2 separate regions of the Homo sapiens genome follow, and region 2 is linked to region 1. A link is an interaction called in ENCODE POLR2A ChIA-PET data of the cell type or tissue named here. Cell type or tissue: GM12878. All regions are shown on one strand. Links, peaks and the distances in the headings refer to the core of each region. The heading gives the core; the rest is flanking DNA. Region 1 overlaps MAP4 (microtubule associated protein 4). Region 2 overlaps SMARCC1 (SWI/SNF related BAF chromatin remodeling complex subunit C1).

Region 1 (5,376 bases), core at 134-5,133:
GTCTTGCTGCCATTGTGTGCCAGCTCTATGATGTGTATTAGGGACACAGGTGATCCCAGCTCACAGGGAGGTTCTGGTCTAGGGAGAGACAGGGCGAAGTCTTACTATCGTCGAGTGTGTGAAGAACACCCTGTGTGCTTTCCGCTTGTCACTGTGACAGTGCCTAGAAAAGTGGTACTCTGTGGAGTTGTGCCAGAGGCACCAGAAGCCGCCATGTACAGCCCCTGCCCTCACCGCTCCCTTCCAGGCCAAGTGAGACAGCCTGTCTTGCCTCCGTTTCTTTTGAGTTCATTCGGTTCTTTCTCCTTACTGTCCTGAACCGGACTAGGTCCTGCTCCACTTACCCTTATCATTTTTAGACTCTGTTAACACTCCTGCCTCCTCCTTGGTGATCATGACATCCTGCCCATGGCCTACAGATACCCCCAGCAGTTGTATCATGAGGAATGCGGCCATGAGCTTTCATTCTTGCCCCACACAACTCCTTCCTGCCCCTCCTTCCTGGTCATCTTCTCACCACTGCCTCTTCCTGGCCTGGGTAGAAATGGCATCCTTTACACTCGGGTGGAATTGCTTGACCAGACTAATTAGTCAGCCTGGAATAGGATCAGCTGAAGTGAGGTGACAAAGATCCAGCCCACGAGGGGCCCAGGCAGCTGCTGAGCCTGGCTTTGTCCTGGATGAAAACAGAAGGTGAACAGGGGTTCTGAGGGAACTGGGTCACTTGTGTAGGTGAGACATAGAGATATATTTGTGTGTGTTGTGTGGTGCATATAAGAGCTCTGAAAATAGTCATCATTAATGTATCACCTGCTGTGATCTTTCCACACTGCCTACACATGACCTCACATGTGTAGGGTTTTTTGTTTTGTTTTGTTGTTTTGAGGGTGAATGTATTTTTAAAGCCTTTTCACTTTAGGAGGCTTCCTTAAACAGAGAATTAGGGAGACTACTGTGAGCCATCTTTCCTGGTGGGAAGATGAGGATAAACAACAGCTGACCACAGCTGGACCCAGGTGCTTTGTTTCCTTCCATAATCTCTGTCAGTCCCTCCCTAAAGCCACCACAAGGAAATGTGCAGTTTAAAATGATGAGCCCCCCAGCTGGGCACCATAGTAAGACCCCCGTCTCTACAAAAAAAAGTCTTGCTCTGTCGCCCAGCCTGGAGTGCAGTGGCGTAATCTCGGCTCACTGCAACCTCTGCCTCCCAGGTTCAAGCGATTCTCCTTCGTCAGCTTCCCGAGTAGCTGGGATTACAGGCACCTGCCACCATGCCTAGCTAATTTTTGTATTTTATGTTATGTTATGTTATTATTTTATTTTTGAGACGGAGTCTCGATCTGTCACCAAGGCTGGAGTGCAGTGGTGCGATCTCGGCTCACTGCAAGCTCCGCCTCCCGGATTGATGCTATTCTCCTGCTTCAGCCTCCCGAGTAGCTGGGACTACAGGCGCCCGCCACAATGCCCAGCTAATTTTTTATATTTTTTAGTAGAGACGGGGTTTCACCATGTTAGCCAGAATGGTCTCCATCTCCTGACCTCATGATCCGCCCGCCTCGGCCTCCCAAAGTGCTGGGATTACAGGCATGAGCCACCGCACCTGGGCTAATTTTTGTACTTTTAGTAGAGACGGGGTTTTGCTATATTGGGCAGGCTGGTCTCGAACTCCTGACCTCAGGTGATCCACCCACCTTGGCCTCCCAAAGTGCTGGGATTATAGCAAGAGCTACTGCGCCCAGTCCCAAAAAAAATATCTTTTAAAATAAGGCCAGGTACAGTGGCCCTGGGAGGCCCAGGCAGGAGGATTGCTTCGAAACCAGCCTGGGTTTCAAAGCAATTTTAAATTAGACATGTGCCTGGCAGCATTAGGTGGCATGTGCCTGTGGTTCCAGCTTCTCAGGAGGCTGAGAGGGGAGGATTCCTTGAGCCTGGGTAGTTGAGACTGCAATGAGCCGTGATGGCACCACCACACTTCAGCCTGGGTGACAGAGAGAGACACTGAAAAAAAAGGGAGGAGGACCTGCTGTGCAGACAGAACAGCATTACACCCCCCACCACTCCCCACACACACACACACACCCACACCCACACACACACACACAGAAATAACGCAGTTACCACAGGGATGAGAGGCTCCAAACAGGATCCTAGTTAGTGCTCCAAAAATGCCCCCGACAGACAGACAGACATACCCCTTGATGAGAGCCAGGAGGACACCAGCGGAGGGGAGGGAGGGGAGTGATGAGCCAGTGCCAATGTAGTGGCTTCTTCTGTGGCTGGTCCCAGTTAAGATTTTGTGTCCGTTTTGGTTCCATTTCACCCTTGCAAGGGGCTGTGCATGTGTAGTGGGCACTGAGACCTGCTGACAGCATGTTTTGGTACCTGGAGTGTGCCTGCAGGCTCTCATAGAGCGGCAGGCAGCCTGTGTAAGCACAAGCAGAGCAAGGTGTGTGATGCCGTGATTGCTCCTAGGACCACAGAGAGCCAGCGTGGCTTCTGCAGTCCCCGAGGAGGGGACACTTGGGCCAGCCCATGAAGGAGGCGCCGCACATGGTTCCCTGAGGCTGGAGCATAGAGTGGAGGCAGGGTGGTGTGGGGGAATCGTTTGGAAGCAGATTGTAGACTCCTCCACATAGCCACCTAAGGAGGGAGAGCTGTAGCCTAGAGGTGGTGGACTTTATTAAAGTGAGTGAGGCTCAGTTAAGCTTTTTAAAACTTTTTACTGGGCTGGGCACAGCGGCTCATGCCTGTAATCCCAGCACTGTGGGAAGCCAAGGCAGGCAGATCACCTGAGGTCGGGAGTTCAAGACCAGCCTGACCAACATGGAGAAACCCCGTCTCTATTAAAAGTACAAAATTAGCCAGGCCTAGTGGTGCATGCCTATAATCCCAGCTACTCTGGAGGCTGAAGCAAGAGAATCGCTTGATCCTGGGAGGCGGAGGTTATGGTGAGCCGAGATTGTGCCATTGCACTCCAGCCTGGGCAACAAGAGCGAAACTCCGTCTCAAAAAACAAAAACCAAAAAAAAAAAAAACAACTTTTTATTGTGGGAATTTTCAAACACAGACAAGTAGAAAAAAACAGTAAAATGAACCTGATGTACCTTTTACCCTGCCTCATTTACTATCTACATGAGCAGTCTTGGTTTATCTGTATATGCCTATCCCAAGTATTTTGAAGCCAGTCCTAGATATATTATTTATTTGTTAATACTTCAGCATATAGCTGGGCGCGGTGGCTCACACCTGTAATCCCAGCAATTTGGGAGGCTGAGGCAGGCGGATCATGAGGTCAGGAGATCGAGACCATCCTGGCTAACACGGTGAAACCCCATCTCTACTAAAAATACAAAAAATCAGCTGGGCGTGGTGGCACGTGCCTGTAGTACCAGCTACTCAGGAGGCTGACGCAGGAGAATCACTTGAACCCGGGAGGCAGAGGTTGCAGTGAGGCAAGATCACGCCACTGCACTCCAGCCTGGGTGACAGAGCGAGACTCCGTCTCAACAAAAAAAAAAGGAAAAAATTGATCCATATATTTAAAATAGTAACACTAATAAGATAATACAAGCTATAACTCTTTTAATCTTAAGCTGTTTTTACTCTACAAGTCCCCACTCCATTCTTTTTTTTTTTTTTTTTTTTTTTTTTTTTGAGACACAGTCTCGCTCTGTCCCTCAGGCATGAAACTATAACACATTTAAAATCATATTTTTGTATAAATAGCTTTAACATTTCAAGTTATTTCTCTAGGATATATTCCTAACATAGGACTCTTATGTCAGAAACTACATCTGTTTCATGGTGTGGGCTACCTAGGTTTTTTTTTTTTTTTTTTTGGAGACAGAGTCTCGCTCTGTCACCCAGACTGGAGTGCAGTGGCGCGATCTCGGCTCACTGAAACCTCCGCCTCCCGAATTCAAGTGATTCTCCTGTCTCAGCCTCCTGAGTAGCTGGGACTACAGGCACCCGCCGCCACGCCCGGCTAATTTTTTGTATTTTTAGCAGAGATGGGGTTTCACCGTGTTAGCCAGGATGGTCTCGATCTCCTGACCTTGTGATCCACCCACCTCGGCCTCCCAAAGTGCTAGGATTACAGGTGTGAGCCAGCAGCTTTTTTTGTTTTGTTTTGTTTTGTTTTTGAGACAAAGTCTCACTCTGTGGCCCAGGCTGGAGTGCAGTGGCGTGATTTTGGCTCACTGCAACCTCCGCCTTCTGGGCTCAATCAATTCTCCTGCCTCAGCCTCCTGAGTAGCCAGGATTACAGGCGTGCACCACCATGCCCTGCTAACTTTTGGGTTCTTGTTCTTGTTGTTGTTGTTGTTGTTGTTGTTTTAAAGACAGAGTCTTGGCTGGGCGTGGTGGCTCACACCTGTAATCCCAGCACTTTGGGAGGCTGAGGCAGGTGGGTCACAAGGTCAGGAGTTCTAGACCATCCTGGCCAACACAGTGAAACCCCGGCTCTACTAAAAATACAAAAATCAGCTGGGCGTGGTGGTGCGTGCCTATAATCCCAGCTACTTGGAAAGCTGAGGCAGGAGAATCGCTTGAACCAGGCAGTCGGAGGTTGCAGTGAGTTGAAATCATGCCATTGGACTCCAGCCTGGCGACAAAGTGAGATTTGGTCTCAAAAAAAAAAAAAAAAAAGACGGAGTCTCGTTTTGTCACCCAGGGTGGAGTGCAATGGCACGATCTCGGCTCATTGCAGCCTCTGCCTCCTGGGTTCAAGAATTCTGTCTCAGCCTCCCGAGTAACTGGGACTACAGTGCCCACCACCACACCCAGCTAATTTTTGTATTTTTTGTAGAGATGGGGTTTTACCATATTGGTCAGGCTGGTCTTGAACTCCTGACCTCAGGTGATCCACCCACCTCAGCCTCCCAAAGTGCTGGGATTACAGGCATGAGCCACTGCGCCCAGCCTAACTTTTGTATTTTTTAGTAGAGACAGGGTCTCACTGTGTTGGCCAGGCTGTTCTCGAACTCCTGACCTCAAATGATCCACCCGCGTCAGCCCTCCCAAAGTGCTGGGATTACAGGTGTGAGCCACTGTGCCTGGCTCATTCTTTTTTTTACTGGTAATTTCCTTGATGGGTAAGCTCAGTGGTTTGTCCTAGAATCTGGATTCTTCTAATTACATCCTCATGGTTTTAATTAACATATTCTGTTGTCCCTCAATTTTCTTTAAATTTATTTGGTTTTGGTTTTTTCCCCACATGCTAGCATGACATGTAAGTAGGTAATGAGGTTTATTCTGTGAGAAATTACATTCATGTCTCATTCTTCGGTTGTCTCTTTTTTTGTGATGTTGGCAATTCCTGGACCTGTGGGTTCAGTAGGCATATGCCGTGGTAAGACTAATTCTAGCATTACTTCT
Region 2 (5,376 bases), core at 143-5,142, 87 kb after region 1:
GAGACTTCATTTAGGAATTTTCTTTTTTTTTTGAGACAGGGTCTTTCTGTGTTGCCCAGGCTGGAGTGCAGTGGTGAGATCATAGCACACTGCAGCCTCAACCTCCTGGGCTCAGGTGATTCTCCCACCTCAGCCTCCTGAGTACCTGGGACTACAGGCACGAACCACCACACCTGGTTAATTTTTTGTATTATCAGTAGAGGCAGGGTTTTGCAGTGTTGCCCAGGCTGGTCTCGAACTCCTGGGCTCTCTGCCTGCCTCAGCCTCCCAAAGTGCAGGGCTTACAAGTGTGAGCCACCACACTTGGCCCACACTGACTCTTACTTGAAATATTTTGAGACTAATAAATTTTTGTTTTCTTAAATAAAATATAATAGACTTTTTTTGATCAAAAGATTAATTGGGCCAGGTGCAGTGGCTTGCGTCCGTAATCCCAGCACTTGGGAATTCCAGGTGGGAGGTTCATTTGAGCCCAGGATTTGGAGACCAGCTTGGGCAACATGATGAGACCCTGTCTCAAAACAAAACAAAACAAAAAAATACATCAGTTGTGGTGGCATGCACGTGTAGTCCCAGCTACTTGGCTGAGGCAGGGTCCTTGGAGGATCACTTGAGCCTAGGAGGTCGAGGCTGCGGTGAACTGTGTTGGCACCATTGCACTCCAGCCTGGGCAACAGAGCGAGACCTTGTCTCAAAACAAAACGAAACAAAACAAAACAAAAAACAAAAACAAAAAAAAACCAGATTAATTGTTTATGACATAGAAATTAAAATTTCTTAATTAGGAGTCAGTGTTTTTTTTGTTTTTTGTTTTTTGTTTTTTTTTTTTGAGATGGAGTCTCGCTCTTCTGCCCAAGCTGGAGTGCAGTGGTGTGACCTCGGCCTCCCAAGTTGAAGTGATTCTTCTACCCCAGCCTCTTGAGTAGCTGGGATTACAGGCACCCGCCACCACGCTCTGCTAATTTTTGTTATTTTTAGTAGAGCTGGGGTTTCACCATGTTGGCCAGGCTGGGCTTGAACTCCTGACCTCAGGTGATCCGCCAGCCTCAGCCTCCCAAAGTACTGGGATTACAGGCATGAGCCACTGTGCCTGGCCTACATGCATTTTCATGTTTGGTAATTTGGTAGGATGATTTGGAAAAAAAATCTAATCAGAATTAAATATTTTATAGTTTATTAAAAATTGGACTGAGACTGGGGGCTGTGGCTCACACCTGTAATCCCAGCACCTTGGGAGACCGAGGCCGGTGGATCACCTGAGGTCAGGAGTTCGAGACCAGCCTGGCCAATGTGGTGAAACTTCTGCTCTACTAAAAATGCAAAAATTAGCCGGGTGTGGTGGCACATGACTGTAGTCCCAGCTACTCAGGAGACTGAGGCAGGAGAATCACTCAAACCTGGGAGGTGGAGGTTGTAGTGAGCTGAGATCGGGCCATTGCACTCCAGCCTAGGCTACAGAGCGAAAGTGTCTCAAAAAATAAATACATAAATAGAGACAGGGTCTTACTGTGTTGCCCAGACTGGTCTCAAATTTCTGGACTCAAAGTAGTCCTCTAACCTCGTCCTCCCAAAGTACTGGGATTACAGTCATGAGCCACTGCACCCGGCCTATATTCACTGTAGTTATTAAAAATATAGGCCGGGCATGGTGTCTCACGCCTGTAATCCCAGCACTTTGGGAGGCCAAGGCGGGCAGATCACCTGAGGTCGGGAGTTTGAGACCAGCCTGGCCAACATGGTGCAACCCCGTCTCTACCAAAAATACAAAAATTAGCCAGGCGTGGTGGCGTGCGCCTGTAATCCCAGCTACCCAGGAGGCTGAGGCAGGAGAATCGCTGGAACCCGGTGGGCAGAGGCTGCAAGTGAGCCGAGATTACGCCACTGCACTCCAGCCTAGGTGACAGAGCAAGACTCTCTCAAAAAAAAAAAAATAAATATTTACCTGAGGCCAGGTGTAGTGGCTCACGCCTATAATCCCAGCACTTTGGGAGACCGAGGCAGGCGGATCATCTGAGGTTGGGAGTTCGAGACCAGCCTGGCCAACATGGAGAAACCCCATCTCTACTAAAAATACAAAATTAGCCAGATGTGGTGACGCATGCCTGTAATCCCAGGTACTCGGTAGGCTAAGGGAGGAGAATTGCTTGAACCCGGGAGGCGGAGGTTGTGCTGAGCTGAGATCGCGCCATTTTACTTCAGCCTGGGCAACAAGATCAAAACTCGGTTTAAAAAAAAGAAAAAATATATATATATTTACATCTATATATTTACATATATGTTTACATATATATGTATATTTACCTGAAATGTTGATTTGGTTCCATCTGAACAGCCTTTTTCAAGGACATTGTCTTTTTCAGCTATAGAGTTTGGCATTGTTTAGTTAATCTGTAAAATACAGATTGTAGTTATTATTTTTGAGACAGTCTCACTGGGTCACCCAGGCTGGAGTGCGTGGCACGCTCTTGGCTTGCTGCAACCTCTGTCTCCTGGGTTCAAGCAATTTTCCTGCCTCAGCCTCCTGAGTAGCTGGAATTACAGGTGTGTGCCACTCTGCCTGGGTAGTTTTTGTATTTTTTTAGTAGAGATGGAGTTTGGCCATGTTGGCCAGGCTCGTCTCAAACTCCTGACCTCAAGTGGTCCACCCGCCGCGGCCTCCCAAAGTTCTGAGATTATGGGTGTGATCCTCCGTGCACAGCCGGTCATTATTTTTTTATGTTGCTTTACCGTGTACAAAAAAAGTGCAGTACATTATATGACTCCTTTAGGAAACCTGTGCTTATTAAAGATTATGAAGTTACCTTGCGGATAAGTACAATGTATTTTGTCAGTTTTGTAAGATACACTTGAAGTATTTTTTTTTTTCTCGTTTGAGACGGAGTCTCGCTTTGTCACCCAGGCTTGAGTGCAGTGGCGCACTTTCGGCTCACTGCAACCTCCGCCTCCCGGATTCAAGCCATTCTCCTGCCTCAGCCTCCCAAGCAGCTGGGATTATAGGCATGCACCACCATGCCTGGCTCATTTTTGTATTTTTAGTAGAGACGGGGTTTCACTATGTTGGCCAGGCTGGTCTTGAACTCCTGACCTCAAGTGATCTGTCCACCTTGCCCTCCTAAAGTGCTGGGATTACAGGCATGAGTCACTGCATCCGGCCAGAGTTTTAATTTTTAATTTTTGTGGGTACATAGCAGGTCTATTTCAAAGTTTATTTTATTTTATATTTTTTGAGAGTGAGTCTCGCTCTGTCACCCAGGCTGGAGTGCACCCAGGCTGGAGTGCGGTGGCACGATCGCGATCTGGGTTCGCTACAGCCTGCGCCTCCTGGGTTCAAGCGATTCTCCTCCCTCAGCCGCCTGAGTAGCTGGGACTACAGGCAAGTGCCACCATGCACGGCTAGTTTTTGTATTTTTAGTAGAGACGGGGTTTCACTGCTTTAGTCAGGTTGGTCTTGATCTCCTGACCTCGTGATTCGCCCGCCTCGGCCTCCCAAAGTGCTGGGATTCCAGGTGTGAGCCACCACCGCGCCTGGCCCTTGAATACCGTTTATTAAAAATTTACGGGGCTGGGCGCGGTGGCTCACACCTGTAATCCCAGCACTTTGGGAGGCCGAGGCAGGCGAATCACGAGGTCAGGAGATCGAGACCATCCTGACTAACATGGTGAAACCCCGTCTCTACTAAAAATACAAAAAATTAGCCAGGCGTGGTGGTGGGCGCCTGTAGTCCCAGCTACTCGGGAGGCTGAGACAGGAGAATGTTGTGAACCTGGGGGGCAGAGCTTGCAGTGAGCCAAGATCGCACCACTGCACTCCAGCCTGGGCAACAGAGTGAGACTGTCTCAAAAAAAAAAAAAAAAGTACTATGTTGAGTATATTGGAGAAAAACTGACTTCAAATTTTCACTTGAAAGTATATGGGCCAGGTGCAGTACCTTATGCCTCTAATCCCAGTACTTTTTGGGAGGCCAAAGTGAGAGAATCACTTGAACCCAGGAGTTCTAGACTAGCCCAGAGAAGTTGGTGAAAACGGTTGTGTACAGAAAATTAAAAATCAGCCAGATGTGTTGGCACGCCTCTGTAGTCCTAGCTCTCTGGGAGGTGGAGGAGGAGGATCACTTGAGCCCAGGAGATTGAGGCTGCGGTGGCTGTCATTACACCACTGTATTCCATCCTGGGAGACAGCAAGAAACCACTGTCTTGAAAAAAAAAAGTATATGGTCCTTCAAAAACTAGGCTTGCTAGTTTTTGTTGCAAATTATCAATATAGTATAAGGAAGGGGAAAGTAGTATGTAGTTTTTAAAGTTTTTAAAATTGGCTGGGCACAGTACTGTAATCCCAGCACTTTGGGAGGCTGAGGCGGGTGGATCACGAGGTCAGGAGATCGAGACCATCCTGGCTAACATGGTGAAACCCCGTCTCTACTAAAAATACAAAAAATTAGCCGGGAATGGTGGTGGGTGCCTGTAGTCCCAGTTTATTGGGAGGCTGAGGCAGGAGAACGATGTGAACCCAGAAGGCAGAGCTTGCACTGAGCAGAGATTGCGCCACTGTGCTCCAGCCTGGGTGACAGAGCGAGACTCCAAAAACACACACACAAAAAAAGTTTTTAAAATTAATTATTTGAGACGGAGTCTGGCTCTGTCACCCAGGCTGGAGTGCATGGGGACAGGTGTGCGCCACCACACCCAGCTAATTTTTTGTATTTGTTTTTTAGTGGAGACGGGGTTTCGTCATTTCAGGCTAAGTGATGGAAGAAGACCCCATCTCAAAAAAAAAAAAAAAAAAGTAAATGATTGCCTTTTTATATGCTGTAAGTAAGTTTCAATGGTAGTAGCAGAAATTGTGTGCCCTTTGTCCTATGCATAATAATTGTAGACTTTGCAGTTGATGTAATTTTGACCATACACCACTCATCTAAAAAATATTTATTGTAATAGAGACATACCACATTAACCTTGAAATGTTGGATGGTAGTTCGAAAGTTAGCTCCGGCAAAAAAAAATAAAAAAATAAAAATTCTCTCGTCCAACTGAAAGGCAGGTATAGATGTTTTTCTTGCTTGGAATTGGAGGTTTAAAAATACTTTTTGAGGCTGAGTGTGGTGGCTCACGCCTGTAATCCTAGCGCTTTGGGTGGCCGAAGTGGGCGGATCATGAGGTCAGAAGTTAAAGACCAGCCTGGCCAACATAGTGAAACCCCGTCTCTACTAAAAATACAAACAAAATTAGCCGGGCATGGTGGTTGCGCGCCTGTAGTCCCAGCTGCTAGGGAGGCTGAGGGAGGAGAATCGCTTGAACTCTGGAGGCGGAGGTTGCAGTGAGCTGAGATGATGCCATTGCACTCCAACCTGGGTGAAAAACAAGACTCTGTCTCAAAAA

Evidence for each region. Peaks named below come from ENCODE experiments on the same cell type or tissue, not always from the same donor. Only the 100,000 strongest peaks of a DNase experiment are listed, where the experiment ranks them.
Region 2: POLR2A ChIA-PET joins it to region 1 with 6 read pairs; 3 of 35 experiments call an interaction of 5 or more read pairs at or near these places.

Annotation. Positions count from the first base shown.
Region 1 is chr3:47,860,625-47,866,000 of GRCh38, reverse strand. The region is part of intron 17 of MAP4 (microtubule associated protein 4); the gene reads left to right. Among named protein-coding and RNA genes, the nearest start is that of MIR1226, 14 kb to the right of the region's middle. In GM12878, for the core only: no CTCF peak of the experiment used is centred there; no DNase peak of the experiment used is centred there.
Region 2 is chr3:47,773,644-47,779,019 of GRCh38, reverse strand. All of the region lies in intron 1 of SMARCC1 (SWI/SNF related BAF chromatin remodeling complex subunit C1), which reads left to right. Among named protein-coding and RNA genes, the nearest start is that of SMARCC1, 5.6 kb to the left of the region's middle. In GM12878, for the core only: no CTCF peak of the experiment used is centred there; no DNase peak of the experiment used is centred there; H3K4me3 peaks cover 1,386 bases; H3K27ac peaks cover 1,405 bases.